Regions from separate parts of the Mus musculus genome. Here regions 1, 2, 3 and 4 are each linked to region 5. The links are chromatin loops, found by intact Hi-C in ENCODE. Cell type or tissue: heart. All regions are shown on one strand. Each heading gives the region's core, and the rest is flanking DNA. Links, peaks and the distances in the headings are about the cores only. Region 1 holds the start of Rn7sk (RNA, 7SK, nuclear). Region 2 holds the start of Lrrc1 (leucine rich repeat containing 1). Region 3 has its middle 25 kb from the start of Klhl31. Region 4 has its middle 49 kb from the start of Klhl31. Region 5 holds the start of Gclc (glutamate-cysteine ligase, catalytic subunit).

Evidence for each region. A loop is a pair of places that touch in the nucleus more often than their neighbours do. Peaks named below come from ENCODE experiments on the same cell type or tissue, not always from the same donor. Only the 100,000 strongest peaks of a DNase experiment are listed, where the experiment ranks them.
Region 1: it touches region 5 in a loop (2.9-fold over the local background); 2 of 42 quality-filtered maps call a loop at or near these places.
Region 2: a loop joins it to region 5, with 7 times the contacts of the local background. A loop is called at or near these places in 12 of 42 quality-filtered maps.
Region 3: a loop joins it to region 5, with 2.9 times the contacts of the local background. A loop is called at or near these places in 3 of 42 quality-filtered maps.
Region 4: it touches region 5 in a loop (1.9-fold over the local background); 4 of 42 quality-filtered maps call a loop at or near these places.

What each region holds. Positions count from the first base shown.
Region 1 is chr9:78,173,810-78,180,249 of GRCm38, forward strand. It overlaps Rn7sk (RNA, 7SK, nuclear), which reads right to left and starts at 1,824; the gene lies at 1,493-1,824. It overlaps C920006O11Rik (RIKEN cDNA C920006O11 gene), which reads left to right and starts at 2,105. Exons shown (of 4, transcript NR_040401.1): 1 at 2,105-2,226; 2 at 2,762-2,933; 3 at 3,190-3,284; 4 at 4,016-5,073. In heart, for the core only: CTCF peaks have their summits at 2,818 and 5,505 (motif pointing left); DNase peaks (open chromatin) are centred at 1,772, 2,122 and 2,832; H3K4me3 peaks cover 1,423 bases; H3K27ac peaks cover 1,509 bases.
Region 2 is chr9:77,541,509-77,547,805 of GRCm38, forward strand. Lrrc1 (leucine rich repeat containing 1) reads right to left here and starts at 3,344. Exons shown (of 14, transcript NM_001146048.1): 1 at 2,957-3,344. The coding sequence starts at 3,115. In heart, for the core only: a CTCF peak has its summit at 2,654 (motif pointing left); DNase peaks (open chromatin) are centred at 2,433, 2,613 and 3,423; H3K4me3 peaks cover 3,010 bases; H3K27ac peaks cover 2,576 bases.
Region 3 is chr9:77,608,387-77,614,826 of GRCm38, forward strand. No RefSeq gene overlaps it. Among named protein-coding and RNA genes, the nearest start is that of Klhl31, 25 kb to the right of the region's middle. In heart, for the core only: a CTCF peak has its summit at 2,614 (motif pointing right); no DNase peak of the experiment used is centred there.
Region 4 is chr9:77,682,043-77,688,482 of GRCm38, forward strand. No RefSeq gene overlaps it. Among named protein-coding and RNA genes, the nearest start is that of Klhl31, 49 kb to the left of the region's middle. In heart, for the core only: a CTCF peak has its summit at 3,063 (motif pointing right); no DNase peak of the experiment used is centred there.
Region 5 is chr9:77,752,974-77,759,247 of GRCm38, forward strand. It overlaps Gclc (glutamate-cysteine ligase, catalytic subunit), which reads left to right and starts at 1,562. Exons shown (of 16, transcript NM_010295.2): 1 at 1,562-1,986. The coding sequence starts at 1,837. In heart, for the core only: CTCF peaks have their summits at 1,883 and 3,347; a DNase peak (open chromatin) is centred at 1,568; H3K4me3 peaks cover 2,493 bases; H3K27ac peaks cover 1,619 bases.

The sequences.
Region 1 (6,440 bases), core at 735-5,734, 420 kb after region 5:
TTACACTTAGAGAGGACCAGAGTTCTGTGTTCTTGGCAACCCTTTGGTGGTTCACAACCATCAGGAACTCCCAGTTTCAGGAGATCCAACACACTCTTCTCAGCTCCTCCGGCATCAGATACACATGTGGTGCATATATAAATAAAAATGTTAAAATGCAATAAAAACTAAAAACTAAAAATGATATCGGGGCCTCTTGACAGCCTTGTCCTTGCCAGAAGTGTTAATGAGGGTGCTAATCCCTGATTTTTAGTTAGGGTTACCTTTTGAGGGGGATGGATATTAGTGTGTAGTAATAAACGTGTATTAAGATAAAATTCCTTCTGGTCAAGAGAATAGAACCTGATGAGCTAGTTGGGCCAAGTCAATCACTCAGTGAAAGAACCACTCTAGGGAGTTTACTGTAATTCATGCTAATGAGGCAGAACAATTAGCCTTACAATGAGACATTGTCTTTTCATTTTCAGAATGTCAGTCTACAGGGTCACCAATCTGCCTGCTTTTCTAAATTATACAGAAAAGTGTGATTTCTTCTCTCTTTTCTAATCTAAGCATGCTTCCATAATGCTTGGGCTTCCCCAGCATTTTGGGTCTTCTTACTCTTTCTCTAAAGTTCCCTCTCCCACCATGAAGCCACTTATCCGTGCTAGACTAAATGGGATGACTTTGCTCATTACCTTCTCCATTTTCCTCCTTCAGCAGCTTAAAGTTACAGCCTACCTGTCCTGGGTGTTTGCCTTTTCGAGTGTAATAGCATTTGTCCTAATAACATTTTTTTAAATAAATAAATTTAAGCAGGGACTGGTAAATAGGCTCATGCTCTTATTTCCAGAGTTTGGGAGGCAGGCAGATCTCTAAATTCAATGCTACCCTGGTCTACAGAGAAAGTCCCTGAACAGCTAGGGCCACACAGAGGAAACCTGAAACAAACAAACAAGTAACTAAATAAATGTTTAAAACAAGAGAGAGAGAGAGAGAGAGAGAGAGGAAGGAAGAAGGAAGGAAGGAAGGAAGGAAGGAAGGAAGGAAGGAAGGAAGAAAGAGAGAGGTGGGGTAGAACTGTTCCCAGACAGAATCTTTGTTACGACTGCTTGGAACCTTCACCTGAACTCATATTCTCTCTCTCTCTCTCACACACACACCTTTTAAACATATTTACATCTCTATTTACATCTATTAACATAACAGAATTTTTAAAGATTTAAAAAATTTTTAATTAAAAAAAAATTTTTTTCCTGTCTCTAGCTGCATAGTCGGCCATCAGTGGAAAGAGAGGCCCTTTGGTCGTGCAAACTTTATATGCCTCAGTACAGGGGAATGACAGGGCCAAGAAGTGGGAGTGGGTGGGAAAGCGTGTGGGGGACTTTTGGGATAGGATAGCATTGGAAATGTAAATGAAATAAATACCCAATTAAAAAAATAAAAATATATATTTTTTTTAAGTTAAAGAATAAAATAAAGTTTTAAACGAAAATTAAATTGCAGGAACTACAAAAGAAAGGCAGACTGCCACATGCAGCGCCTCATTTGGATGTGTCTGGAGTCTTGGAAGCTTGACTACCCTACGTTCTCCTACAATGGACCTTGAGAGCTTGTTTGGAGGTTCTAGCAGGGGAGCGCAGCTACTCGTATACCCTTGACCGAAGACCGGTCCTCCTCTATTCGGGGAAGGTCGTCCTCTTCGACCGAGCGCGCAGCTTCGGGAGGGACGCACATGGAGCGGTGAGGGAGGAAGGGGACACCCGCCTAGCCAGCCAGATCAGCCGAATCAACCCTGGCGATCAATGGGGTGACAGATGTCGCAGCCAGATCGCCCTCACATCCGAGAGTAAGCAGGCTCTTGGTAGGTATATAAGGCCATAGAATTTTGTAACTTTACACATGTGGTGACCTTATGTAGCCGACTGTACTTGATATTATAACAAATCCTGAATCCGTTTTAGGGTTAAATAATCCTTTTTATACTCGCTTCGTTCTAAGTTTAAATTAAAATACTTAAATTTAGGATGTTTTTACTGTTAACCAAAATGCTTTGGGGCTATGCAAAATACAACAGTTTGGATTGGTTAAACCTTCCGAAGCCCCGCCCCCGACGGCCATGTCTATTCTACGGCCCGGCTCTGCTCCTGGCCCAGGCGCCCGTGTCCGGTGCGGTCCCATACGAGATGGGTTCTCTGCCTTCGGTGCGTGTCGGCGCCTCTGCCAAGGCGGAGCGGACGGCGAAAGGTAGACCCAGCGCATCTCCAGCTTCACGAGACTCACGCGGCCTTCCGTGGGCCGTAATCGTCTGTCTCCCTCTGTGGCCGAAGTGACACACCGAAGCGAGTAAAAAGCTAATTCCTAGAACAGTGTGATGCACCCGGCCCTCCGTTGGCTTCCCGTGCCCTTTGTAGCTAAATTTGGAAAATCCTGAGTTTCTCAAAGTCCAAGAACTTTATAATGTGCACTGCTAGGCTAATACCTTTACAACGAATGCCCCCCAGCTTCCCTGAATCGGAATGTGAAAGTGACACACTGAAAACCAAGGCTAAGGGTTCTGTCCTTTCTTTCACGTGTTAAAATGGTGGCATCTTTTTAATGCGCGAGGGAAAACGCAACAACAATAATAAAACACTCCTCCCAAATCCTGAACATTCAGTTATGTCCAGAAAATTGGGATGAAGATAGGACTTTGCTTTACCGCTCTGTACTGCGTTCGGGTTTTTTGTTTGTTCGGTTTGTTGTTTGGTTTTTGGTTTAGTTTGGTTCGTTTGTTTTCCAGAAAGGCCGAAAGCCATCGTGACGTCGAGGCACAAGCTCCACTGTCCTAACAGTAGAGGTCGCATGGAGTTCGTGAGACGGGCATTAGCTGCCGCTGGAGCTGTACCCAGCCCACCGTATTTTCACAAATTAGCCAGACAATACGCCTTCTCTTCGCATCACTACTGGTCCGGGTCAGCCATAAGATCCTTCCTGTTAGGGACTTTTCTTTGAACTAAGATGTAATTAACGGGATTCATTACCCCTTTTAAGTTACCCTTGGTTTCTACGAGGGATAACAGGTAATAAGGACAAAGGGAAGTAATGTAAATTTTGTCAGTTTTATTGATTATACACCCTCTAGGTGAATTTTCTGTACCTGCGTTGCACGGTTGGAAGCCTTGTTTCCTGGCCTGCGAGTGCAAGTTTTGCTTTTGTTCTATTCTTCAGCTTCCTGTGGAGATTTTCAGATACAAGCAAACAAAACATTGCATAACTCTGTGTGCAGCCCTTACCCGGATGTGTGCAGCTTTAGGGTGTGCTTGGTATGTCTCCTGCCTCCTCTTGGTTTGTGGGAGTCTTTCCTCCTAACATAGTTTCATATGGGAGTGCCACGATTTGGTATTTATTTCCAACGGGTAAAGGTTATCACACCCACCAAAAAATCTGCAAGGCTTTATCCTCAAAGCAGTCTGTCTCATGCGGAGTTTTTACTAATGTGTCTCGGTGCTGCTCTAAACAAGGTCTGTAGACTTTACACTATGAATAACTTGAGATTTATAAAAATGTTGTAAAGTTGAACCTCAGAGCCCTCAGTCCTCCCGGGTGCTAACGCCTTACATAACCATGATAAACTGAGAAGAAAAGTGTTACTGGTGTGCAAGTAAATGGGCAGCAGACTTAATTATGATTTCAGTGTTTCTACTAAAGTCCTCTTACCAATCCAGTATCCCACAGTGTATCTAGTCATGTTTCCTCAGTTTCCCCAAGGCTAGGATGGTTTCTCAGCCTTTTCCTTGTTTCAACCCCTTGACGTAATTATTGAGACCATCAATGAGGATTCTCTGGGAATAATTCCCGCCTCCCCCACCTTGTCCTTGGCTCTTGAGTCTAGTCCCTTATCTCACAGAAAGTCCTATGCCTTGGATATGCCCGATTTCTACCTTGTGATTGGGGGAACTGTTTGTGTTGGTTTATTTGTGGTTTGGTTGGTTGGTTGGTTGTTGTTGTTGTTGTTGTTTTAACAGGTGTTTCTTTGCTTTTCTCAATGTCACAGCAGGAGGAACAGGATATCCAAATGACCTCCTTGGAAAACAATGGTTAAGGAGCACTGGGACTCTGACAGGACCTGGGTTCTCTCCGACCCCTTTATTCCCCATGCCCACTGCCCCACATGTGTGTACACATGTGCTTCTGCTTGTGAGCACGCAGGAGTTCATTGTAGAGGGCATCTCCCTTACCTGTTGTCTCTCTTTGATTTAAAAAAAAAAAATCTATTCTTACAAACCCCTATATATACATGTTGCCTGACTTAAAGTCAGGTCTGGGTTACTGCCATCAGTCCCAATGTTCACAGAAATGGGAAACGAGAGGGGTGGACCAGTGGGGACAACCTGTAACTTGGACTTCTTAGATCACTCCTGTCCCTCCCAAGACACCTAGGACTCATCGGGTCTAATTTAGTCTAGGAGGTGTGTTTCTAGATGCATCCCTGGAGTACAGTGAATGCAAGCCAAGAAATAATTTTTTCTTCCCAATTTCATGGTCTCATCCTGACCTACAGCAGATAAGTAAGGATGATTCCATTTCTGTATTCTCTCGAGCCCATCCCCCTCTCCCTGCCGTAGAGTCGGGAGTACCCTTTTTTTTTTTTCTTCTCAAGACAGGGTTTCTCTGTATCACCCTGGCTGTCCTGGAACTCACTCTAAAGTACCCTCTTAATTAACCATGCTTAGAGAGGAATAAAAGGACAAGACCAGAGTTTCAGCTACCTTGGATTCTGCACCGACTCAGGATCACAGTCAGTTTGTGTGAGGTCACCAGTTTATACCAAACAGGTTTCAAGGGGCCACGGACAGAACTGTCTTGGTCAGAATCAGCTGAGTCTTGCAGACATGATTCTACTCCAGACCGTTTTGTCTCTAGAAGAGAAACTTGCAAACATTCTGCCTTCCTTTTCTTTTCTTTGGGAAAGTAAATGCTGTGTTAGAAGTTTGGACCAGAATTCTCGGACTTCACCATCTATGGATGCTTCGCTTTTGATGTGTTTGCCTGTTTATAATCTATTTTATTTATTTTGGAAGATTTTCATTAATAAAAAGTAATGAAGACATAGCCTTGGGATTTCTTTTTTCTGGCCCTCAGATCAGATTCTTAGATCACTGGCAAATGAAAAGAGGTTTCCTGTTAGTTTTGTTCGTAACTGTACTCACCGGAACAAAGTCTATACACAGTTTGCCAGTGGGGACGTGTCCCAGCAATACCTACAAGGGTGAGGCGCTTCTCATACAAATCTCAGAATAGACTAATAACAGGGAGGGAACGCCAGCAACCAGAGCAGTCATCATCAGGGTGTGACTGCCGGTTTCAGAAACAATTTCCTTCTTATATTGAATATTTCCCAGACCAGGGGCTTAATGGTTCAACCATTAAGAGCACTGGCTGCTCTTCCAGAGGTCCTGAGTTCAATTCTCAACACCCACATGGCAGCTCACAAATATCTATAATTATAGTACTATGGGATCTGATGCCCTCTTCTGGAGTGCAGAAACAAAACACCCATATACATAAAATGAATAAAAGAAATAAAGAAAATGTCCAGGCCCAAGTTCTGACAACAGGTAAGGAGTACCCTACATATTGTTCTGTCTCCTTTCAAGAAAAATCTATGGAAATTTTTGTGTAATTTGGTAATCTCTGGAAAGACTGATCATAGAATTTTATTTTATATTACTACTACTACTATTGTTGGTTGTTTTGTTTTTGAGACAAAGTCTTACTATGTAGACAAGGTTAGTTTGAGCTCACAGAAATCTGTCTGTTTCTGCCTTCTGAGTGCTAGGATTAAAGTCACATACCACTGTGCCCCACTGAATTTTAAAGTTGAAAAAAGCTTTTAAAAACCACCTTCAGCATTGTGGTATCTTGCGCGCGCTCAACTGGCCAGGAAGAACGACGCTGCTACAGGATCCTTCTGCACACATTTATTCAGTCCTGTTTCTTCTTTCTCCATATATCTCCCTTGTTTATATCTCCCTTGTTTTTATATCTCCCCTGTTTGTATCTCTCCCTCGTTTATATCTCCCTTGTTTTTATATCTCCCTTGTTTATATCTCCCTTGTTTTTATATCTCTCTTGTTTTTATATCTCCCTTGTTTATATATCGCCCTCGTTTTTATATCTCCCTTGTTTTTATATCTCCCCCGAACCCTGGGCCTCTCACTCCTTTTATACTCTCAGTTCCCATCCACGCACAGCAGGCCACGCCACCTCACCAGGCATGCAGCTTCAGCTAATCAGGGCAGCAGGGGCAAATCTCCATCAAATTGGATTCACCTGTATCCTGGTACACCTGCGCAGCACTCAAGATGTTTGTGTCTTATATGAGGAAGTCAGGTGCAAGTCATACGACTTAGCTGCAGTCTCTGGCGCCTTTAGGACTGCCGCCACACCTGCTCCTAACATCTCCCCCTTTTTTCTTT
Region 2 (6,297 bases), core at 1-5,000, 210 kb before region 5:
TTTGAAATACTTCCATCGGACAATCAACAGGTTAGCTAAAGGCCAAGAGGAGATGACAGAAAATTCTAGAAAAGTAACTGTCTTGAGCAAGACCTCCTGGGCACGGGGCTGGGGCTCCCGTGCTTACAGGGGAGAACAGAGGCGGGCAGGCACTTCAAGGAGGTAAGAGTGAGATTGTTAGTGCAGACAACAGAAGAATCTAGTGAAGGGACAGCTGAAGCCAGATGAATCTAGCAGCAGTCAGACAGAATGACTGTCACCCAACCAAAGGCAAGCTCAAGACAAGGATCCTGACCTGCACTGCGGAGAAGCCACCACAATGCTCGACTGCTCCTGGGTCGTACATTAGGTAAGTTATTACCAACATGTCTGTGGCTGGCGGGCCACCTCATACTCACATCAGTATTTAAGTCATGTCTCCCCACAAGACTGGGAACAGCTCATAAGAATCACAGCTTCTTTAATCTCTATATTCCTAATAACTAGTAAGGAATGGTACCGCAATAAATGTTTAACAAGGCCAAGTTTAAGTCACATGACTCAAAAAAAGGAGGGACTAAACAGCTCAGGTTTCATGGGTGTGAGAAGCAGACAGGCCAGACTCATCCTATGTGTTCAGTGTGACTGCAGTTGTCTGACACTTCAATACATGGAGGTAGCCAAACACTGCATCTAACAAAGTGCAGAGCCCTGAGGAAAAATCACTGCAATTCTGTGTCTCAATTTGTAAATGAAAATGCTGGAGCAAATGAGAGGTGGCAGACCCTTCAGTGGAGTGTAGGTATCTATCATTATCCCAAAGCCTGTTGCCCAGGTAGAGTGTATACCTACCTTTCGGATGTGCTCCCAAATTACAGGCAATGAACCAGACAGCGGTCATCGCCAGCACACCAAGAACCTTTGAAGCCTTCCAGCAAGAGGGGTGAGATGGTGGTGAGCAGACAGGCGCTTGGAGTTAGAAGCCAGACGCACCAGGGAGCGATAGCCATGAGTTACGAGTTCTCCAACATGAACAATGGCTAGCCCAAGGAAAGGCTGAGGAAACAGACAGACTTTCAAGGTAGCTGCTGTTCCTGTCTGGCATGTACAAACCCAACAGTCTGGGTGAGATGAGACAGAGAGGAATCCATTTTACAGGACCTTGATTTAAGGCTATTAGAGCAATACTTAGCAATAAGGAAGGCCATCACCCATTGGTTTCGAAATGTTTATTTAGAGTATTTACAGAATGCCATCAGACCTAATTTTGAGTCTCTGAGTTATCATGTACCATCTGCAGAAATACCTGACACTTCCAAAACTCTGAGTCTCTACGCCAAGCAAAAAAAAAACAAAAACTCCAGCATTAGAGGAAATCTAACAAACTCCAAAAAGGAGTGAAAAGCCAATCCAACCCAAAGAAATCGTCCAATTCCACAATAAACACAAAGTCTACAGAAAGCACTGCAAAGTTTATAGTCAAGAGCTTTTTACTAAGTCTTTTAGTAACTTTATTTCAAATCCCTTGCAAAGCATTAGGCAACATTTGCTACATTTCAAAAATTATACAACTTAAAGCAATGAGCTTCCCACTTAAGTAAAACACAGCGAAGCTTAAAAACCAGATCATGTGTTTGAAAATGCCTGCAAAATAATACATGCCTGAGGGATCTGGGTGGTTTTCCTACTGAATTAAATTAAGGGCTGGGAGGGGTGCTCTGCAGAGATCCGAGTGAGGGTAATCTTTGTGATTACACAGAGGAGGCCATGGGAACCAAGAAAAGTTAATTCAAGACGAACTTCACTCGAGATGTTGAGAGAAACACACTTGTGATTTTCTAAACTCTGTCAGCACTGGCGATCGTTATCAGTCCGTGTTCCAACAAACCAGACATCTGATCAGAGTTTCTTTGAAAATGGCAGGACATCATCAGCGGTAACAAAGGACAAACAAGGTACTTGCATTCCGAGGCTCGGGCCTTTAGGCTCTCTCCGGGCCTCCCAGCGGACTTCCATTTCCTGCACCTCTGGATTGCCACTGGCTTACTTCCTCCTTACACCTGGGTAAAGGATGCGTCCTCCTTAACAGTTAAAGCTAGAATCCCGAGGCAAATTCAAGGGTTAAAAGTTCAGCGTCTAACCCCAGCAGGGCCTAGAAGCACAATCAGTATCTGTCACAGGCCAAGTTCGGTGCGGCAGATGATTAATTTTCATAAACAACTCTGAAAAGATATGGCATTAGTGATAGGACAGACCCAAGCAAGCTCTGTGGTGGCGGAAAGGCAGCAAGCAGGGCTGACTCGCAGCGGGAGCCACTACACACGTTCATCGCAGTTCCAACCACGCAACAGGTCCACGCACGCAGTGCACCAGCGGCGGGAACCTGGGCACCTGCAGCAGTTCTCCTCCTGCCCAGCACCCCAATGCGGCCACGGGGCTACCGAAGCGGACCAAGCGCCATCTCTCCAGGGCATAGCCCACAGAGATAAGGCCCGGAGCACATTCCTTACAGATGCCAAGATATACTAAAGCTTACTTTCGCGCTGCTGGGTCCCCACATCCTCTGGGACCTGCGTTAGCCCAAAATGAGGAGCTCCAAGCCACTAGCTGGAGAATTGGCTGCTAGCCGATCGCCCCGGGGCGTGATGGGGCGCATGGTCGCCCCCAGCTGGGAACAGTGTGAGCTACCTGGCTTCTCACCTAACCGGCATTAGTTCCCAGACGTGGATCTAAGCCACTTAGTGGACCAGAACGTTTCTCCACTAGCCATGTAACTACTTGTTAAATACCAAGTCTTTCGGTATAAATGAAAAACAACTTTTATTGGAGGATGGGTTTAATCGGGAAGCAGGGGAGGGGGGCACAGGGAGGGCTGAGGGCAGTAGTGGGACCCCGCTGGCCAGAGTCTCCCAGAGCGAAGCAGTCAGCGGAGGAGCGCACGGACCCGGCCACCGCGCCAGGTGAGGCGGGCACTCACCTCGGGGAGCTCCCGGAGCTGGTTGGCGTCCAGCAGCAGCTCCTCCAGGCTGCGGGCATAGCGGTAGATCTCCTCGGGGACGTAGACCAGCGAGCAGTGGCGCTTGTCGATGGCCTCCACATGACGGTTGCACCGCCACAGGGGAATGCAGTGGAACATCGCCGCCTCCACCACCAGAGCCGTGTCCCGCCGAGCCGCGGAGCCCGGGGCTCGGAGCCCGCTCCGCCCGGCCGCCCCGCTGCTCCCCGCCCGCCGCCCGCTCCAAGCTCGTTGCTGGCTCCAAGCTCGCTCGCGCCTCGCAAGGACTCCACCGTCCCGAACGTTCTGAGGAAGCCGCGGGAACCCTCGCCGCGTCCCGCGCCTTCGCCACAGTCGCGAGCGTCCCCTCCCACCGCCCCCTCCGCCGCGCTCCGCTTCCTACTCGCGGCCGCCGCGCACTGGGCATGCGCACTCGGCGGCACGCAGAGGGCGTGTCCCGGCCGGGGATGCTCCGCTCCGGGTTTTCCTGGAGACCCGGCTCCCGGGAGGGTCGGGAGACGGTGCTCCTGCGGTCCTCTCCTCCGCGGGGAGTCGCACAGTGTGCGATTCTGGAGGGAGCCGCGCCCCAAAAAGCTCCTAAGGAGGGCAGGGACCGAAGGCCAGAAGGAGCAGAACAACTTCGGAGTTTTCATTTTACTCACCGTGCTTTTTTTTTTCTTGCTCCCCTTCCCCAAAACAACTTTCTCTTCCGGGGTCAGGAAGTACCGCCCCGCCGAGTACCTTGAGCGCGGGGTAATGAAGGAGTCGGTTCTGGCTTTCCGACACCCCCTCCTCCTAACCCCCGTTTGTGCCCTGTGTCTGCGCACACTCGCTGGCAGGCCCTACGACCTGAGAGCATCTTTGGTGAGCAGGACTTATCTGAGATGTACGTGTCACCAACTTCCTGGTGCCAACAAAAGCATGGATGTCCGTCTTCAAAAATCTTCTAAAAGATGCTCCGAGAAGAAAGGAGATGGCAAAGGTGCGCTTCAGCATTAGCTCCACCTTAGCCAGATGTGCTTTGGGGGCTAACCTGGGCTGAGGTACAGAAAGCACTGGTGCAGGAAGGCAGATGAACCTCCAATAGCTGGCTCCTGTATTTCTTCAACAGCACCCTGCGTCTTACAAAGGGGAGATTGCAACCCACGCTGTAGTTTGGGGCGGGGAGCCCCAAATTTCTTCCTTTGCTCCTCAGAGGTTCCCGTTACCACAGCCAGACATTTGAACCCCTTTTCTTCTGTTTTCAGAGTCAACGATACAAACTAACCAAACTCACTCCACATGAACAGTTGATGACTCCGTTTTAGGCCAAATACAATAGCTAATAGACTGTTTTAAGAGTCTTCTCTGACTCCCCACCCAGCAAAGGAAGCCTTATGCTCCCTCAGCTCAAATCTGGAGTCACCAACATCACAATATGCAGAAGATTGAAAATTGAGCTTGCTTAGTAACCAAGGCAGAGTTTGCTCTGAAACTTTTTTTCATTGTCTCTTCAGTATTTTTAACTGCACAGGGCACTTGCCCAGGGGGAGAGGGGGAGAGATACATAAAGGTTTCGTCTCTATCAGGAGGATCTCTTGTCTTGATTGATGAAGGAGGAAATTTGACCTGTTTTTACCTCAGGATTATCACCTAGACTTGATGGTTACAGCCAGTACCTAATTCCTGCCACTATGCTGACTTCACTTTTTAACCTGACTTGGTGCCTGCATTCTTGAGGCGGACTTTGAGCCTCCACTCCTCCTTCATTCTTGCATTCCAGAAGTGTGTATAAAGCCCATGTCCTGCCACCTCCCATGAAAAACTCTGATTCCTGATTGAGACATCCAAGAAGATACGTCACTAACTTTGTGGGTTTTCCAGCTGGTTTTTTTTTTTTTAAGTTATAGAAAGCTGAGCTACTCAGTTTAATGTTGTTGTATTTTGTTTTGTTTTGTTTTTCAGAAATACACTAGGTTGTTTTAATAAATGATTAGTATGTTTTTAACATATGTCTGGTCTTTTAAGGATTCCAACCTGAATAAGCATTCCTTATTCTTCTCTGTGTTGTGATCGTGTTTCTTCTTATGTCTAAAAACATTGTGGTTTCTGAACAGCTTACCTGCTTTGCAGATCCTGAAAACTACCGAAATCCACATGACTTAACTATCAGATTTGAATCCCGGCTACTCTGTGTTCTAGTTAGTTTCCTACTGGTGGGATAAATACCATGACAAAAAGCATCCTGGAGAGGAAAGGATTTGTTTGGCGTACATTTCCAGATCACAGACCATCCTTCAGGGAAGCCAAAGCAGGAATTCAAGCAGGATGGGAACCTGGAGGCAAGAACTGAAGCAAAGGTCATAGAGGAATACTGTTTACTGGCTCGTTCAACTTCTTTATAGCACCTAGGACTAGTCTATGGGAGGTACCAACCACAGTGAGCTGTGCCCTTCCAATTAATCTTTAATCAAGAAATTGCTTTACACACTTGCCTGTATGTCCATCTGATGGAGACATCTTCTCAATTGAGATTCACTCCTCCTAATTGACCCTACCCTGTGTCAAGTTAACAACTAACCTCCACTGGGAGATGAGGGATTATTTGGCTTGAATGTCAGGATCACAATCTTACCCTTGGGGTAAGCGAGGGCAGGAACTCAAAGTAGGAACTGAAGAAGAGATGATGGGGGAGGCGGGGGAGTCTTGCTTATTGACTTTCTTTCTGTGCTTTAGTGAGCATGCTTTCTTATATAACTCAGAACCAACTCCCCACTGGGGGCACATAATTCAGGAGTGTTTGCTACATAACAGCAGATAATAAATGTAGACATGATTCACCAGACACATGCTAGATACAGAAATGCAACAAAGAAAACATACCCCTTCCCCTGAGAGAATGAAAAACGTGCAATTAATGGTTTGTTATTTTATTTCCTGACTTTTATTTGTAGAATGGTATAAACATTACATTTTTAAACTACAAATCCAAAGTGGCATCCAGTAAGCTGGAAATGACTGGGAATTCAGAAGTGCAGACATGTAAATTTTAAAATGAGCACAAGAAACCACTATCTAGCCACTGGAGTGTAAAACAAACCAACAAACCAAAACAAACCACTCAGGATCCTAAGTGTTAGTGAAGATACAGTGCAACAAGCACTCAAGCACTGCTGGCAAGAAAGTAAACTGTTGAAAGCAGTATTTAAAACAATTTGAAGATTCTTTGTGTCTGCTGTAATGATCCATCCATGATGTAAGTTATTTATCAATATCCATCATAATTTGGTTAATATTAGTCAAAACTTTGAAACAACTAAATATTCACCAACAGATTAAAAGTG
Region 3 (6,440 bases), core at 526-5,525, 150 kb before region 5:
TCAGAGGGCAACTTTGTGCACCGAGTCAGTTCTGTCCTACAGGACGGGAGCTCAGGTCAGCAGGCTTGCCCAGCACGCACCGTTAGCTGCTGAACCATCTCACTGGCCCACTGCGCATCGTTTAATGTCCTGCAAAGCACAGAAATCATCATCAATTTTTAAAGCTGCATATTATTCCCTCCTATGGAACTGCTATAATTTCTTGAGGCTTTGGTTTCCAGCCTAGCCTTTAACAGCTCAACAATCTCTGTGCCTCCCCCCACCCCCTTTCTTTGAGACAGGGTCTTTTTAAATAGCCCTGGCTATCATAGAACTCACTGTGTAGACCAGGCTAGGCCGGCTTTGAATTCACAGAGATCTACCTGCTTCTTGAGTGCTGGGATCAAAGGCATGTACTACCATGACCAACTGAAGAAATTGTCAGCTTCTTCCTGAGAATCACCGCTCACATCATCAGGAAGCTAAGAGGCTGGAACGACTGTGGGGTTTCACTCCCCCGCGGGTCCTCCACTTCCCTCTGCTCCTGAGAACTGCACCAGCCAGCGTCGTCCCCAGCCACACATGTGCAAGTGTCTCAGTTACTGTGGGGCTTCAAAGCAGCAAATATAATATAATTTCTAATCAGTCTTCTATTGATATGTAATATTTCTCTCATTTTTTTTAAAATTGGGCATTATTCTGATAACCAACCTTACACATAGAAAATGTCATGCAGAAAAAATTCCTGACGTGAAACTGGCATGCCAGTGATACAGAATTCAAAAAGCCTTCTAATTTTGGTAAATGTTATAGAATTGCCCTCCGTGGGGGGTTCTACTTATTAAGACAATATTTGCAACCACCAACTTAACTTGTTTTAAATACATAGCTTGATTCAAACACTTTGAAGCATACTAGAGAACTCATTTGATCCCCATGTCCACCTTCCTGACATACACTGAGGAGTCTGAAATTTCCCGAGTGTCAGAACAGTTCTTTTGCCGGGACTCAAACTCCAGAAAGGCAGTGACTCTCAGCAGGACTTCTGTCAGCTTCTGGTGAGGAAGGGGGACGACAGAAGAGCTGGCCATATTGGAGCTGGACAGTTGGAATTCCAGCTCCATTCTCTGACATCTGGAGGAGGAGAGAGAAGCTATAGAATTGAGTTCATCTTCCAGGGGCATGAACATGCCTCTATCTGTGTGCTCGGAAGACAGTGATTCCTAAACATGTCTCATACGATCCTCATCCCCTGCGGATAGAGGAGACTGGCCTCCGCATCAACAGGAGACCAAGGAGTCAACAAAACGAAGCCCAGCTTTATCACACACACACACACACACACACACACACACACTGTTCTTAAACAGGAGGCTTGATGTCTCTGAGTTCAAACCACAGCAGGACATCCCAGTTAGCGGTTAAAAAAAAAATCCCATGTGGTTTTTAGATCTCTAAGCACACAAGTGAAAGACTCACTCACAGTGAGTGCCCCGCAATGGGCAGTCACCAAAAACTCAGTCGTAGCAGGGTCACAGTGAGTCCTGACCCCTAGTTGCTTTTCTTAGAGGACACACAAATTGCAACAGGAAAGCCCAGTTTTGGATGTTTGGCTCTGATTTAGGACCTTAAACTTTCATTTTAGAAATGGGGGATGGGGCAGGCTCTGGATGGCCCTTCCTTCCGTCTTCACTCTTTGTCCCTGTGTTTCCTTTAGACAGGAGCAATTCTGGGTTAAAAATTTGGAGATGGGTGGGTGGCCCCATCCCTCAACCCTGAGGGCCATGCCTAACTTTTGCATATGGTTTTGACGAGTTCTCCCTCCCCTTTGTGGGGTATTGTGGGGAGCCGCCCTCACATTCGCCGTTACAAGATGGCGCTGACATCCTGTGTTCTAAGTGGTAAACAAATAATCTGCGCATGTGCCAAGGGTAGTTCTCCACCCCATGTGCTCTGCCTTCCCCGTGACGACAACTGGGCCGATGGGCTGCAGCCAATCAGGGAGTAATACGTCGTAGGCGGAGAATAATTCTCCTTAAAAAGGGACGGGGTTTCGCCATTCTCTCTCTTGCTTTTGCTCTTGCACTCTTGCGCTCTGGCTCCTAAAGATGTAAGCAATAGAGCTCTTGCTCTCTTGCACTCTTGCTCCTGAAGATGTAAGCAATAAAGTTTTGCCGCAGAAGATTCCGGTTTGTTGCGTTCTTCCTGGCCGGTCTTGAGAACGCGTGTAAGAGGGTATTTCTGCTAATGTCATCCCTGTGGGGTCCTGGGAAGGCTTTTGTTTTCCTGGCATCTGGGACTTTCTGGTTGCTACCCCCAGTTCCCCTTCCCCCCATTGCTACGTACCTGTGTTCAATTTCCTGGCCTTAGTGATTGTTCAGTGTGACAGGAGGTAGCCACCAAGCTTTGTGCCATTTGGGAACTACTTCAAGGCCACCCTGCAAGACTGGAGGCACTTTATAGATAGGTTCCCTTTTGAGGTTTTGAAAACAAGACTGTATTTGTTGTGGTCATGGATAAAATTTATTCATATATGCCTCTATTTTGTTATTTTAAAAAAAATAAAGATTTATTTATTTATTATGTATACAGCATTCCTCCTGCATGCATGCATGCATGCCTGCAGACCAGAAGAGGGCACCAGATCTCATTACAGGTGGTCATGAGCCACTATGTGGTTGCTGAGAATTGACCTCAGGATAATCTGGGAGAGCAGCCAGTGCTCTTAATCTCTGAGCCATCTCTCCAGCCCCCATTTTGTTACTTTAAAAAAAAGATTTCACTGTGTGTATTTATTGTACTGGGTTATGTAAGGATGTTTTTATAGTATATATTATGCACTGAATATATGGTTCTTTTCATGTGTTCTCTCTCCCTGATGTCTTCTGGATTATGTTTTTTTCATCCTTCTGTTTATAAGCTCTATACTCTTAATTTTTAAAGTTTTTCTAATCTTTACATTTTTGTGTGCAACCTAATGAAACTGTAAGGAAGAATATATTCTCACAGACAGGGAATCTTAAATTACTGTATCCACAGTCACATCCTCTTAGGTACAAATGCTAAGATCCAGAATTGCAAACCTATCCTTTTAATATGAAAATAAATAGTTATTTTTATAGTTAATAGATAAAAATAAGCATAGTATCTGTGTGTCTCATGCTTGGTTACTCTGCTCTATACCTGGTAGCCTTTGGAATACTGTTTCTCAAAACGTTTGGTTATCTTTTTGTATAAGCTCACACTGGACGGCCTTCAAGCACTTGATCAAAACTGCTTCCAGATACGATGCCCGCGCATCCTTGAGTGTTTCTCCCCTGACATTACTCTTAGTTCTAGATTTAAAAGTTCTCGAATGGAGAGGAAAATGTTAATTGGAATTCCACCCCCCCCCAAAAAAAAACAGGCCCAGGATGATAGGTTCTTAGGAAGAAATTATAATTATTATTATTATCATTTTTTCCATTGGCAGTTTTCTTTGTATTTTTTGCCACAGGAAGAGTTTCCTGAACCTGGCCTTTCGACAGTGTAACATTGGAAGGTGGCCTGACTCTGTGTAAGGAGTCTTAGGGTTCCCCTACTTTGTGTAACTCTAAGGCCTACCAGGGTTTGAGACTTAACAGGCCTCCACGTGTGTGCACCTGCCTTTACCTGTGTACCTGTGCCAGAACATCAGGAAAACAAAGCAAAGATGGTAAGACACACTGAAGCTCAAGAAGACTAAACAGGCAAGAAGTCCCTAGCAGAGAGGAGCAACAGCTTTTCTCTGAAAAATGGAGACCAAGAAATGGCATGCCAAGGGTTTCAAAGTTAATGTCCCAGACTGTAACGTAGCACCACTTACGGGACCACTTACAGGACAGAATCATGGAACACTGATACGTACAGATTATCACCATTTTCCCGGGTCCAGCAGAAGTGAGTTTGGAGTCAAATGAAAGATTTGCTTGTCTTGTTGAGTTGGGAGAATGGGAGTGAGGACAGCAGTGACCAGCAAAGCCTGGGATAGAGTGTTACAGGCCCTTTCTCTGCCCTCCACTCGCCAATCACCACCTCTGCCTCTAGGGGCTAATTGCACTCACCTGTGTCTCCTGGGAAACTAAATCCCTATGAGTCACTTTCTCTGGATTTAACAGCAGCTATCTAAGGACTGTTAACATTTTCCCTATTTCAGTTTTCTGGTTCCCAGGGTGTATTGGAAATTACGAGGTGAGTCACACTTTATTGTGATCAGTACAATATTGGCTCTGCTCCTCGGGGCCAAAGTCTGATTGTTAAATGGCATCATTTAAGTCCGACAATTAGATCTTGGACTTTCAGAAAAACAAATAAAAGCCTACCCAGGAGAAATTCATTCTTAAAGTGAATTACTCTCAAATTTCTCTGCCTCAAACTGGGCAATATATAAGAACACTCACCATTTCTAATGAAAATGTAACCTAATCGGAGAATTTGCCACTAGAGTGGAATGTTAAGATTGAAAAATACATTGTATCTAAAAAAAAAAAAAATCACAAAATAATCTCCCATGTGTGTGTTCTAGTGTCATAGACATAGAGGAAACAAGCAGCTGTGTTGCCTTGGTCATCAGTATTGTTCGAATCTAGATGGGATGTGTTTCTTTGACCATGGGCTTGGTTTAGAGATGGTGGGGCACCAGAGACAATGTCTGGCCATTGGCGTCAAGAATTCAGATGGTTGCAGCCATGGCACAGGGCATGCAGACTGCAGCAGATAGAGCATGCGATCTCAGTCAATGATGGGCCTCAGGATATGCACAGGTTCTTGCGAAGACCGAGTACATCCTACAAAGGACTCTGAGTTTTCAGGAGACATCTGGACTTGCATTTAAACAGAGACCTTTTACTTAGCACACAAAAGAAATATAATCAAATTAAAGTGTAGATTAATAATCACAAATAGAGAGTGATTGTTTAGAATAAATATATCTTGGGGTATTTGGTGCATTTTCTGTTATAAAAACCTATTCTTTATCTGCAATTAAAATTTTAACTGGGAATTCTGTATTTTCCTTTGGCAAGTCTGGTGCCCTAAAGTGAAACAAAACAAAACATGTTGCCAACCAACCCTTATGCTTGGAATGATTCTGTTTAGTAAAGATATTTCGGTACATAAAGATGCTTACATAGATACACACAGCCTTGGGTGTTTTGCCTGCATGTATGTCTGTGTACCATATGCATGCTTGGTGCCTGTAGAGACCAGAAGAGAGCATTGGATCCTTTCGGACTGGAGTTACAGATGGTTGTGAAGTGCCCTGTGGTAACTGAAGAGCGGCCAGTGGTCTTAATCACTGAACCATCTCACCAGCTGCTCCCCCACCCACAGCTTTTTTTTTCTTTTATAGTGGAAAATATATGTATATTTTCCATTTGTATACTTTTATGCTACTACTGCTTCTGACATTTTGTATCAAAAGGAGATTAAAGGAAGTAATGAGTGTAATATGAACGGAAATTGACAAGTAGGACCCGTGAAACTTAAAAACTGCTGTACAACAACAACAGAAGCAGTTGAAGAGACAACCTAGAGAGAGGGAGGAAAGTCTGTGCTCACTGTAGATCTGATAAGGAATTAATTTCTAGAATATACGAAGAACTAAAACCAAAAAACTAAACAATAAATAAAATGGCTAATGAAATGTGCAGACCACGCTCCAAAGGTGGACTATAAATGGCCAATAAGTATATGGGAAAATGTCCAGCTTCACTAGGCCATCAGAGAAATGCAAATTGAAACTACATTAAAACTTGATTTTACCCCAGTCAAAATGGTATTCACCAAGAAAACAAATAAGAAAAAATGATGGTGAGGATATGGACAAGAGATTCCGTTATACACTTCTGGTGGAAAAGCAACCAAGTTCAACCACTATGGAACTCACTATGGAGGGTTCTCAAAGCACGAAAAATAGTTCTGCAGGACCCAGTTGCATGGCCCCTGAGTATTTATCTGAAGGATTCCAAATGGGCACATCACAAAGATACTCACGTTGATGTTTATTGAAGGACTCTTCATAATGGCTAAATTATGGAACTAAACCAACTGCCTAACAACAGAGGAATAAGCCAAAGCAAGTATTTTATGCAATGGAATTCTACGTGTCCATAAAAAAATGGACAAGCTGCAGATAATCATACTAAGTGAATTGAGCCAGGCTCCTAAAGACAAATGAACATTTTTCTCTCATTTGTGATTTCTAAGATTATGTATGTATGTGTTCATGTTTTTAAAATTGCTTTTAAGATTTATTTACTTTTAGTTTATGTATATGTCTTTTGCCTATAAGCATGTCTGTGCACCTCAAGAATTCAAATGTATTCAGAGGTCAGGAGAGGACATCAGATCTCCTGGAACTGAAGTTACAGACTGTTGTGAGCCACCACACAGGTGCTGGAAACTGAACTCAAATCTTCTGGAAAAAAACCAACAACAACAGT
Region 4 (6,440 bases), core at 462-5,461, 72 kb before region 5:
CTCAGCTATATAGGGGATCTCAAAAAAATAAAAAACAAAAAACAAAAAATACTAACCTCAGGATCTTTCCTACATGACAAACATGATTAGAACACGATCAGAAAAAAATCAGGAAAACAATCTCTTTCATACTACTGCTAGAAATGAGATTCAGAAGGCAAAGAAAGTGGACATGGCAAGATTTATTCTTGAATGAGAGGGTGTGCTTGCAAAGGGGAACACACACCAAGATAACAAGTGCATTTGGGTTTTATTCTAACTCTGGTGATGGCAGTGTCTTTTCCCCACTGACTAGGGTCTGACCTCACAATTTTATTCAGTGGAGAGGACTAAAACATTTGCATAAAAGTCTTACAAAGTGAGGGAGTTGAAATTTTTAACTCCTTGTCCTAAACACAAGTTGCACAGTGTTTAATAGAAAAGACTTGTGTTTGGTATCTCTTACAGTAGCTTCATTTAAAATATCTAGGGATGAACTTATCCAAAGAGGTAAATAACCACAATAATTAAAAATTTTAAATGCCCAGAAATAAACTAAACTACTAGAAGCTGGAAAAGCTTTGCATGGTGTGTGTGTGTGTGTGTGTGTGTGTGTGTGTGTTTGTGTGTGTGTATGTGTGTGTATGCACGTGTGTGAACAAGTACAAGATATAGAGGCCAAAGAGGCCAAGATGAGAGGCCTCGGTGTCATTACCCTTCAGATACCATCCACTTTATTTCTGAGACATGGCCTCTCACTGGGACCTGAAGCTCGCTGACTAAGAGTATGCTGGGTGGTCAGTGAGTCCCAGGATCTTATGGTTTCCCTTCTCCAGCCCTGGGATTGAAGGCACCTGCAACCTAGCTTCTAAGGTCTAAAAACCAGGTCCATATGTTTAAGCAACAACCATTTCAGTAGCTGAGCTGTCTCCACAGCCCTTCACAACAAAGTTTTATTCAGCTGCTAAGCATGAAATTATATCATTTTCAGGAAAATTAATGGAACTGGAGATCATCATGGTCAACAAATAATCTGGACTCAGACAAATACCACATTTTTTTTCTTATGTGAGGAATATATGCATGTATATCATGAATACATAAATATACACACTTATATATGAAAGATATAAGAATAAAAGTGTGGAAGGGTGGTGGGAGGAGGGGCCTGAAGGCGGGTAGAGGAGAGAAAAACAAAGTAATGAGAGATTTAAAATTAAAATATCACATAGTACATAACATGAAGTGGGAATGGGGGGGGGAGCTCTTTGAAAGCAGGAAGTGGACCTGTGAGAGGAGGGGACATAGGCTTGCAAAAAGCATAGTAATTAGACATGAAGTCCAATAATACACATGCATGAAAATAGCCTAGCTATGCTAACTAAAAAATAAATGAATACGTAAATAAGACCATGTAAACAAACTCACCATCACAACTCACATTCGTGATCCACATCGTCTACATTAGTTTTTATCACAGATGTGGTAAATATGTGGCATAGGTGTTTATTTTGACTCAGAATTTCAAAGGCTTTAGACCTTAGTTGGCTGTTTCTATTGAAATGAGCCCGAAATGGGGCGCATCACACGGTAGACAGGAAGCAGACAGGATGTCTTTGGCAGCACGGTTCTTCCTCCCCACCCCCTTTCATTTTTTCTGGCTTCCCAGACTATTGGGATGGTGGTGCCCACATTCGGGGTGGCTCTTCCTTTTGGTTAATCGTCCTGAGAACATCCGTGAAGGGAGATCCAGAAGTGTGCTTAAGCAATGCTAGCTGTACTCATTTGCTGTCTGCTTCTGACCAAAAGCAAGCAGGGGGAGGAAGAGGTTATTTCAACTTACACCTCTTGGGCCACAGTCAGTCCTCCACAAAGGGCAGTCAGGACAGGAATTCAAGGCAGGAACCTTGAGGCAGAACAGAAACAGAAGCCACTTACTGGCTTGCTCTCCATGGCGTACACTACCTCTTTTCTTATAACATCTAAGCCTTGTCTGCCTAGGTCTGGCACATCTGATGTAGGTGAGAACCCCTCCCATATCATCACACAAGAAAAGTGTCTTCACAGATTTGCCTGTCGACTATGCTGATGGAGGTGTCTTCTCGGTCGAGGTTTTGTTTCCAGACTCTAGCTTGTGTGTGTCAAATTAACAAAAAAAACTAGCTAGCACATTAGTATTTCTCAATCTAAGCTAACAATATTGGCCATTATCCTTTGCTATTTCTGCAATGGCCCTAACATAAGGGAAATTATATGTTTTGTTGACAACATTCTCATTTAATCAAGTGAAGAGTAACTTTTTCCCCACTTTGGGATGTCACCTAGATATTCATCACCAGGAAAAATCAGATCTGTGACAGGGTCACATGTAGTATGAGTGTGAGCTTTTCATCCCTACATCAGGACAGGGATGGATACATTTGTAGCCGCATTCAGTATGAGTGTGAGCTTTCCGTCCCTACATCAGGACAGGGATGGATACATTTGTAGCCGCATTCAGTATGAGTGTGAGCTTTCCATCCCTACATCAGGACAGGGATGGATACATTTGTAGCCGCATTCAGTATGAGTGTGAGCTTTCCATCCCTACATCAGGACAGGGATGGATACATTTGTAGCCGCATTCAGTATGAGTGTGAGCTTTCCATCCCTACATCAGGACAGGGATGGATACATTTGTAGCCGCATTCAGTATGAGTGTGAGCTTTTCACCCCTACATCAGGACAGGGATGGATACATTTGTAGCCGCATTCAGTATGAGTGTGAGCTTTTCACCCCTACATCAGGACAGGGATGGATACATTTGTAGCCGCATTCTCAGGGATCCCAGGAATGAGAGGGAGCATTTGATGGGACGTTGCCACGGTTGCCTCTGGCAATGAAGAACAGACTGACATTGTCATATCCCTTCCTTATATTTATTCTTTATGCATTACTTGACTTTATATTCACCTTTTCAATTATGTATTTTAGAGGTTATATTATCTATGAAAATAATTTCAGGACATTTTTATTATACATAGGAATGTGAGGTAGGTGGAATTTCAGCCTTGTCCTCGAAGCAATTCTGTCTCAATCTTTCTTCTGTTGGCCATTTTGACAGCAGGTGGTGCTAGAATGTAGGTGCTCCCCAAAAGACGTACTGGGCTTACATCCTCTACCTTGATATCTTTTCAAGTATACATAAGTACATAACTAGACAAACTTGCCAATAACCAGTTTTACTATTTTAAATTTGATTTTACGGGTGCTCTCACTGAATTGGAGAAAATGTAACTTTATATGGTACCCACGTGGCCCTAGTCACTCAACCAGCTGAGTGACATTTTATAAGACCTAGTGTCTAAACACAAGAAAAATCCTGCAACCTTGACACATTCTATAGAGCCAGATTTTGCATTCTGAGAAAAGGATACTGGAAACATTGGGTTTTGATAAAGAAAATATTCAATGTTCAGGTTAGTATAGAGTATATCCCAGCAGAAAGCCAAGGATAAAGACTTTGTAGCCATATAACCTGAGTTCATAATCTTAGCTGAGACCATCATTTGGCCTCTTAGCTCAACAATGAGGATTTCAGTCATCTAATGAAAAGGATTGTCCTCTGTCAAACAGCTAGAGATCAAGGCGATACATCTTAGCTACTATAATACTGCTTCCTGCAAAAATGTCCTACCTCTGACTCTATAGTGAGCCTCTTAGGCGCGTATAACACTGAAACACTGCTTTTATCAGTGCGTATGTATGCTTCTGATATGCCAGGTACATGGTATTATTCCCATTTGAGTCATCAAATATAGATCAAATTAAGGGGAAGGGCATTGAAAGAGAACAAAGACATCAGAAAGCTTCCTCTGACAGGCACAAACTAAGACAATAGGAGTTACATGAACACTGAAGAGTTTAGACAGTACAATGCTTTGTTATGTTTTATGAGCTCATGGTACTCAAAAAAGCTAATACAGTAGAACAATCGCTGACATATCAGGTTTGTCAGTCATATTATCAGTGCTTGACAGTTTGCCAAACTGCCCTTGGCAATAGCCCTGGATTCACACAACAAAAAGAGGAAAAGTTAGAATGGCCACTTTCCATTTGACATTTAGAAGCCCCAGATTATCTTAATGAAAGATAAATAAAAGTGAAACCAGAGAAAAGAAATAGCCTGCCAAGACCGCCAGGTTACTAACTGTGCTCTCACCACTGACATCCCTAAACAGCAAGGACCAGAATGTTCCTAGCACATTACAGAATTTGGCTTACTTTGGCCACGGTGCAGTACGTGAGTTTCCTGAGATTCCCATCAACTGGGAGGCCTGAAATGAGAGAACTAGGCTCTTTCATAGAAGCTGGAAGCTATAAACTCGACATTAAGAATCCAGCAAGGTTGGTTCCTTCTATGTGTTCATCTCCCAGTTTCTGGCAGCTGTCAGGTAGCTACCCTGTGCATTCTTGGGCTTATAGATGCATCATTCCAATCTCTATCCATTTTCTCATGATTAGCTTTTCCCTGTGTGCCTCTGTGTCTGCAAATAGCATTCTCCTTACTCTCTTGGTCTCCAGGGCCAAATTTTCTTCTTACAAAAACATCACCATATCACATTTGAGCCCAACATAATGACCTCACTTCAGCTTGATTGTACTTGCAAAGATTCTGTTTCCAACCCTTGATTCACAAATAACAAAGGTTAAGATTTCTTCTCATCAATTTAACTGTGGGCAGACGACGATAAATGTGTTAAAATATCTAAAAAGAATTAAGAGTGCATCAAGTTCTTCCCATTGTGAAATATCTTCATTTCTGAGATAAAAAAAGTAAGCAAGCATTTGGACTGGCTCTTAATTAGGGTATTTCTCTTCTAGTAGGATTTAGCTCAACTCTTCCCGCCCCCCAATTTGTTTATTTATTTTTCAATTTATTTGTTTTTATTTTCTATGCATGGGTGTTTTGTTTTCATGGGTGTCTCTGCAATATATATCTACGGGGTGCCCCTGGAGGTCATTAAAAAGCTTCCAACACCCTGGCACTGGGGTTACAGATGGTTGTGAGCCACCATGTTGGGCTGGGAATTGAACCTAAGTCCTCTAGAAGAAGAAACAGTGTTCTTGACTTCTGAGCTGTCTATTCAGCCCTTTACTCAACTTTTATTTTGGTGTTTTTCTAGGTTTTAGAAGAGATTTTACATTTACTTTTTTTTTTAATTAACTCTGTGTGTACAAGCTAGTTGAAAGAAGGTAAATTTATGAAGGCTTCTTAGCTGGCCACTGTTGTCAATGAAGCTGGAGAAAGAAAGAATGGAAGGCACCTAGACGTAATTAAACTACTACCAAAGGCATTCTGAGTGCAGAGAGCTTAAATAGATTGGAGTGGAGAGTAAGAAATAGACTGCTTAAAAAAAAAAGGAGAGAGATAATACTTTTCATTATGTGCTACTGTACTTACAACACCAAAAATAAATGTCAGTGTGTCCCATTAGCATTTCTGATTGTAGGACTCCCACCACACATGTCTCCTACAAGTAATGGGAGCACGGGGTGCTTGTGGTCCATGAACACGCTAAAGAAGAGTGTGGATGCGACTGAGCGGCATAAGTTGAATTATACTTAGTGAAAACAAAGTATTCAAACCCACACATGCCTATGGCTGCCATATCTGACAATGTAGTACTAAGAGAGCAGTTTTGAAAGAAAAAAAAATCAAGACATTTGTGTGGGAGACACATATCTGTATACACACGCACATGCACACGCAATGAAAAAAACTCATACATAAACCATATATAGACAACACTTTTAACATTCTAGGTGTTTGACACTGAGGGTTTTTTTGTTTTTTTGTTTTTATTTTGATTTTTCCTTTCTAGTTTACATACTAATTTCTGCTGTTGCATTTGAATGTGGAACATTTAAGTTGGATCAGGTTTGTGGATTTATGGCTTTGTTTCAAAGACTCCAGGGGGGCCTTATTCTATGCAAGTATTAAAAAAATGAGATGCGTTTGTTGTAAGAAAGCTTGGACCCAGATACCCTAGTTTTGTTGCATCTTAAAAGCAAGAAGGGAATTCAGTTTAGGGCTGTTTCCAGTCACAAACTGAAAATAAAAATACCCCTAAATGGCTCCCTACTTTCCCTGTTTTAGTAAATTAGACAATTAGAAAGAAACGCTTGCTCAAAGAGAGAGACTGAGGTTTGTCCTTCCATTTGCTGTTTGTTTGTTTGTTTGTTTGTTTGTTTGTTTGTTTACATCATGGGTCAACTACGGACTATGGGGGGATTTCCACCTCTTTAGAGTGGTGTTGTTGGTACCCATTTGATTTCTTTTGGGGGTTGTTTTTTGTTTTTGTTTTGTTTGTTTGTTTGCTTGTTTTTGTTTTTTGAGATAGGATTTCTCTGTATAACTCTGGCTGTCCTGGAACTCACTCTGTAAACCAGGCTGGCCTCCAACTAAGAAATCTGCCTG
Region 5 (6,274 bases), core at 1,275-6,274:
TGAAGATTGAGTGGTGGTGGTGTTAGAATGGTTTTTTAAAAGAATATTATTCCAGCTATGTGCGAGAGAGAGACAGCATCATGTCTCCTCAGTTTTAGATGCCATCTAACCTGTGCACATACTTAAATGCATTCCACTGTGCAAATCACAGCCACACTTTCAGTATCTGTGGCCCCAAGCTCTTTGATGGCCTCATTCAATGAGGAAATATTCCTATCATGCATTCATCGATTAGTGTTCATTGAATGTTGTGATGAGTGTTCATTAACTATTAAATCTAAAGCAAATGTGGAAGTCCATGCCTCTAATCCCAACACTCAGGAGGCTGAGGCACGATGGCTGCCTGGAGTTCAAGGCCAGGTTGGGCTATCTAGTGAGATCTTGTCTCTAAGTAACTACATGTTGAAAATGTAGTTACAATGTGTGTGTGGGGGGGGGGAGGGTGTAATAAATGTTTTCTGCCCTCTGTACATGAATGGATCATCTAGTTACTGCATATATTTATACAGTTGCAAAACATTAATCGAATAACTATTCGGGCAAGGTACCTTCCCTTCGTTCCCACGGAATCCAGTTCCCAGAGCCTTCCGCACTCAGGGTAAAGCTCTCCTGAGCAATAGAATGACCACCGCTGGATGGACCTTCGGTTCTGAAGGTGGGGAAACTTCTGAAGAAACTTCTCACACTGCACACTTGGAGACAAGACAAGACAAGACCTCTTTTGCACAGTGAGTGATCTCTGTGCCGACCAGAGATCCCATTGGCAAATAGTTAACGTACAGGGTTTACAATGATGATATACATATATCTAATCCCTGCCCATACATGGACGCATGTAAATAACCAGCAATCAACTCTATGCATATCCATGCCATGTGGAGTCGTACAACATTTATTAAAAAGTATTACTCAGCCAGGCAGTGGTGGCACATGCCTTTAATCCCAACACTTGGGAGACAGAGGCAGGCAGATTTCTGAGTTCAAGGCCAGCCTGGACTACAGAGTGAGTTCCAGGACAGCCAGGGCTACACAGAGAAACCCTGTCTCGAAAAACCACACATACACACACACGCACACACACTCACACAGTATTACTCAGCCAGGCGTGGTAGTGCACATAATTGATCCCAGCACATGGGAGGCAGGAGGATCTCTATGAGTTCGAGTCCAGCAAAGCCAGTCCAGGACAGCCAGGGCTACACAGAGAAACCCTGTCTTGAAAAACCAAGAAGAAAAAAGAAAAAAAAAAAAAGGATTACTCTTAACTTTATACCCTTTCTACCAGTACAGAGTTGAACAGATATTCAGATATTTCAGCTCTCTCTCTCTCTCTCTCTCCCTCTCCCCCCCTCCCTTTTTTTTTTTTTTTTTTTTTTTTTTTTTGACCCAGTTTTCTCTTAGGACCCAGACTTTTCAGTCCTTATTCGCAGACAGCCCCGCCCCCCCGCGGACACCCTCGGCCTCAGCCCCGCCCCCGCCCCAGGCCCCACCCACGACCTGCCGCTTCGTTCCCCGCCCCCGCCGCAGCCTATAAAATCTGGAGCGCGGCGCACGGAGCGGCAGGCGCGGAACTGGGCATGCTCTGTGTCGCCGCAGCTTTGGGTCGCAAGTAGGAAGCCCGTGCACGACACCGGCGGCGCCGAGTGGAGCGCTGCCGCGGCGGCCAGGGCCGCAGGGCCGGCGTGGGAGCGCGAGACCGGGCGGCGGCGAGAGACCCCGACCCGGGCTGTCAACCGCGCGGCGGGGTCCGAGCCGGAGCGGGAACGGACGGGACGCCCGCCGCGCGGCCCGAGGGCGCCCCCAGAGCGGAGCTGCGGCCGGGAGGAGGACGCGGCCATGGGGCTGCTGTCCCAAGGCTCGCCACTGAGCTGGGAAGAGACCCAGCGCCACGCCGACCACGTGCGGAGGCACGGCATCCTCCAGTTCCTGCACATCTACCACGCAGTCAAGGACCGGCACAAGGACGTGCTCAAGTGGGGTGACGAGGTGAGCCCGCGCGCCTTTGTTCGGCCAGGCCGCCCGCGGCCCCGCCACCGGCCCGGGCTCGGCGCTGGCCACTCGGGCTCATTCATTCCTGTCGGGAGGCAAGCCGCTCGGACACAGGGAGGGCCTGAGCGGGAGGAGTGTGAATATCTGCCTCCCGGCGTCCGGTCGCACTGTTCGCCTTGGAGATGAGTGTGTACAGGACCGACTTGCCCGGCTGGCTTGCTATCACGTTTCAAATCTCCAGGGTGTTTGCTTCGGCCCTCGGTTTTCTCTAGCTCTTTTTCTTAAACGCCTGACACATCTCACATCTGTCCGCAAACTTTAGAGTTATACATTGCAACAAATACATTGCTAGACCTAAGGACTTGGGGTTGTCTTCCTAAAAGACGGGAGACTTCATTATCCGGTTTAACTGTAAATGCTTACAACTTAGAGGTTAGGTAAGACTGGTTAGAGCCAGCAGCTAAGCGTTACCAGTCAATGCTAAAACTTGTGCATGATCTCTGGGACCCATTTGTTCGAACCATCTGAAAGCGGCAACGCTAAAAACATTTTTTTGTGTGTGCATCCCCTATTTTTAAATAAGCACATTGATAAAAAGATACATAAAGTTAAATAACCTCTTGAGTCTGACCTTTATTGTGTGGGGTTGGCATTTACGGCAGATAGCGTGCCACTCCTGTATGTATTTATCGTTTAGTATTATCCTTGGGCTAAGTTTCAAAGTGTTGCTGTACCGGCATAGACTAGCTTGCGAAAAGTTAGTTTTTCTGTATCTAATGTTGGTAGATGATTCTGCCATCTGCAGCTGAAAGAATTATGCTTGGCCTAAGGAAGTATTAGGACTAATATATATTCCTACAAAAAAAATTGTCTATCACCACATTTTCTTTCAGGAAAGGGACACACTCGTTTGGCAGTTCTCCAGTTTTAGTCCAAAGTTTGTTGTGTATTTACATTTGACAGTTCTTCATTTGTGTTCCGTGTATCATATACAGGGCAGGGATATTATGGGTTTTATCCACTTGTTTTTCCTAGGGCCTAACTAGGAAATATATATAGTTGGCAGCAGCAAATTGTGGCGTCCTTTAAGGTTCTCATGGAACCAGCCACTGTTGAGCAATCAAAAATTTACTTTTCGCTGTCTTGCTAGGACTCCATAAAGACAAAAATAAAAACAAATGAATGTCTTTATAACCATTTGGAGTTGAACTTCATCCGCAGATGTTCAGTGCAGTCGAAGCACAGTGGTTCACCATGCCCCTTGCCTTTTCTCTACTAACCAGGAACCTCCCGGATCCAGATCCTTCTTTCTGTTTTAGAAAAAAAAAAAAAAAACGCTCCCCCTGTTGGCAGGAAGAGCATGTACAACTAACTGCCTGTTTGGAGAGACTTCCCATGGCAGACGAGTAAAGTGAGTGGTGTGAGAGGAACAGCAGAGCAGGACCTCAGGTGTACCACACATTTCCATCGTGACGGGATCTGGTGAATAGAGTCGGTACCAAGTTTACCTTCCTCCCCACAATCCTTATCAAGGAGACTGAAGAAGCCAGGCAATCTTGTGCACTTGTATTCTGTCTGTATAGGGGGAGAATGTTGGGCCCAGCATTTCAACCAATTAACACTGTTTTTAAAGACAGGGTTTCTCTGTGTAGTCCTGACTGTTCTGAAACTCACTGTGTAGACCAGGCTGGCCACAGACTCACGCAGAGATCCGCCTGCTTCTGCCTCCTGAGTGCTGGGCTTAAAGGTGTACACCATCATTGCCTGACAGTTAAGACTTCCTGAACAGAGCATGCTAGGCAGGTCTGTAGAGAAGTTGGACTCCACAGGTAATCCTCCGACAGTAAGTTGCCTGGCTAGCACTGTTCCTACATTAGATGACATCAGCAATATCCCTTGAAAACTTAGCGCCTGCTGATATTGCATTTCCAAATTTCTTTTTGCAAATATTCTTGTCATAAGTTACATAGAAATCTATGAACTGTCGGCCATCACTGGAAAGAGAGGCCCATTGGACTTGCAAACTTTATATGCCCCAGTACAGGGGAAAGCCAGGGCCAAAAAGGGGGAGTGGGTGGGTAGGGGAGTGGGGGTGGGTGGGTATGGGGGACCTTTGGTATAGCATTGGAAATGTAAATGAGCTAAATACCTAATAAAAAATGGAAAAAAATGTAAACATATGAGAAGAAAAAAAAAAATCTATGAACTGATTCCCCCCCCCCCCCAACCTTCCAGTGTTGGACGTTTCCTTTGAAATAGCCTGACACTGGAAGGATTAGAACTGTGAGAAGTTCCTAGATGGTAAGGAGAAGCCCCCACCGTTCTGGTGCTCCTGAACGACACTTCAGTGAAGCCTTGGTCTCTCCCCTCCAGGGGCTTCATGACTTTTGGAGTACACACACCTAGCCTCTCTTGTGGTACTTTTATATTTCTTCTGGCAGTCTCATGCCCAGAAGATGATGTCAGCCTTATGTACAAGAGCAGAAGTTATCACAAGTCCCTGTGCACAGTGGGAACTTACTGTCACACAGAGATGTCTGAAGAGAGTAACTGAGAGACAGACTAAGTAGATAAGAGGGAGAAGGTGTGGTGGGTGGTGTGGGCCCTGGAGATGAGGCTAGCTCTGCCGGGGAGAAGTGTTTTAGATGTGGTGTGTTGCACTGGATAGGCACAGTACCAAATACAATGGGAGGGTCACATATCAGATATCCTGCATATCAGGTGTTTATATTAAGATTCATAACAGTAGCAAAATTACAGTTATTAAGTAGCATGAAAATAATTTTATGGTGGGGGTCACCAAAACATGAAAACTGTATTAAAGGGTCTCAGCATTAGGAAGGTCGACATTGTATCTATGGGGGACATAGACTTGATTGGTAAAAAACAAAAAGAGCTACAGCCAAGCCTTAAAACTGGTCATAGCTATGTTTGGAAGAGAGCCTGCCACTTCAGAAATATTCTGCTCCTTGTATGAGGACAGTGTTTAAATCTCCACACCAGAAAGAACCATGTTTGCTGCTTGCCAGACTCACTGTTGGGACTCGAACCCAGTTACAGCTTTTACAGTTTGAGTGTGGACGGTTTGGATAGGATTGTTTGTTTGCTTGGGTTTTTGTTTTTTGTTTTTGTTTTCTCCACATGCCTATTTCACTGTTAGTATGATAGCTCCTAACTCTGGGCACCGTTTACTGTGATGGTTCTTTGGGTAATGGAAGTTCTAACCCAAAGAACCAGAATTCTTCTTCTTCCCCGATGAGGATGATGTGGGAAAGGAGGAGTCTTCGGGTACAGGTTTTGTTTATAGCTCAGTGTTTGTATTTTAAAATACTGTTGGAGGAAGCTGGGCATGGTGGCACACACCTTTCCAGAAGCAGTTGGATCTCTGAGTTCGAGGCCAGCCTGGACTATGTAGTAAGTTCCAGGACAGCCAGGGCTACATTGAGAGACCCTGTCACAAACAGACAAATAAAATACTGATGCAAAGCTAGGGACATAATTCAGTTAGAGAGTTCTTTTCTAGCATGCATAAGACCCTTGGTTTAATCTCCACTATCCTGTAGTGTAGCTACTACTTAAAAAGAAAAAAAAATTGCTGTCAGCTTGGCCAAGCCTTTTCAGTTATTTAGTAGCAGAATTGAAACCTGATTCTAAAGTTTTAGATATTTGCAATGCTTGGCATGCTCCCAAATCCCCTTTTACAGCACTTACAGTATGCAGGCCACGGAGCTGTCAGGACATACCGCAAAAAACAGATGTATGGACGACGTCAAGACGTGCGGGAGTGAATAAAGCTGTGAGGGAATGAGGACCAAAGCCTCAGGCTCAGGGGACATTGGCAAGTCCTTTCCCATACCAGTCGGGCTCAGAACGGCAAAGCCTTCCTCTGGTCTGAGTGTGAGTGTTACATCCTAAAACTACTCACCTACAGAGACCTCTCACAAGACCAGCTAATTCCCCGCTCCTATGTAGAGATTCTCAGTTATTGCTGTAGTTGGCGCCACACCATCAGAGTGAGCATAGCCTATCTAAGCCCTATTTGTGTCTTCTTTCTTCATCTCAGCCTCAGATGTGGTAAAGATGAGACCTTGAAAAATAATTAGTATGTGTTAATAGAAATTTAAACAAAAAGTTTTAAATGCAGGAAAAAGAAAGCAAATATTTTGAGATGTTTTTAACCAGATAGAGTAGTTCGTTCTCAGAGTGTCTTCCCCAAACCGAGTTATTCCAAGTTTGCTGCTTGGTCTCAAGGATATGCTCAGCAAGTACCACTGCCACTGAGCTA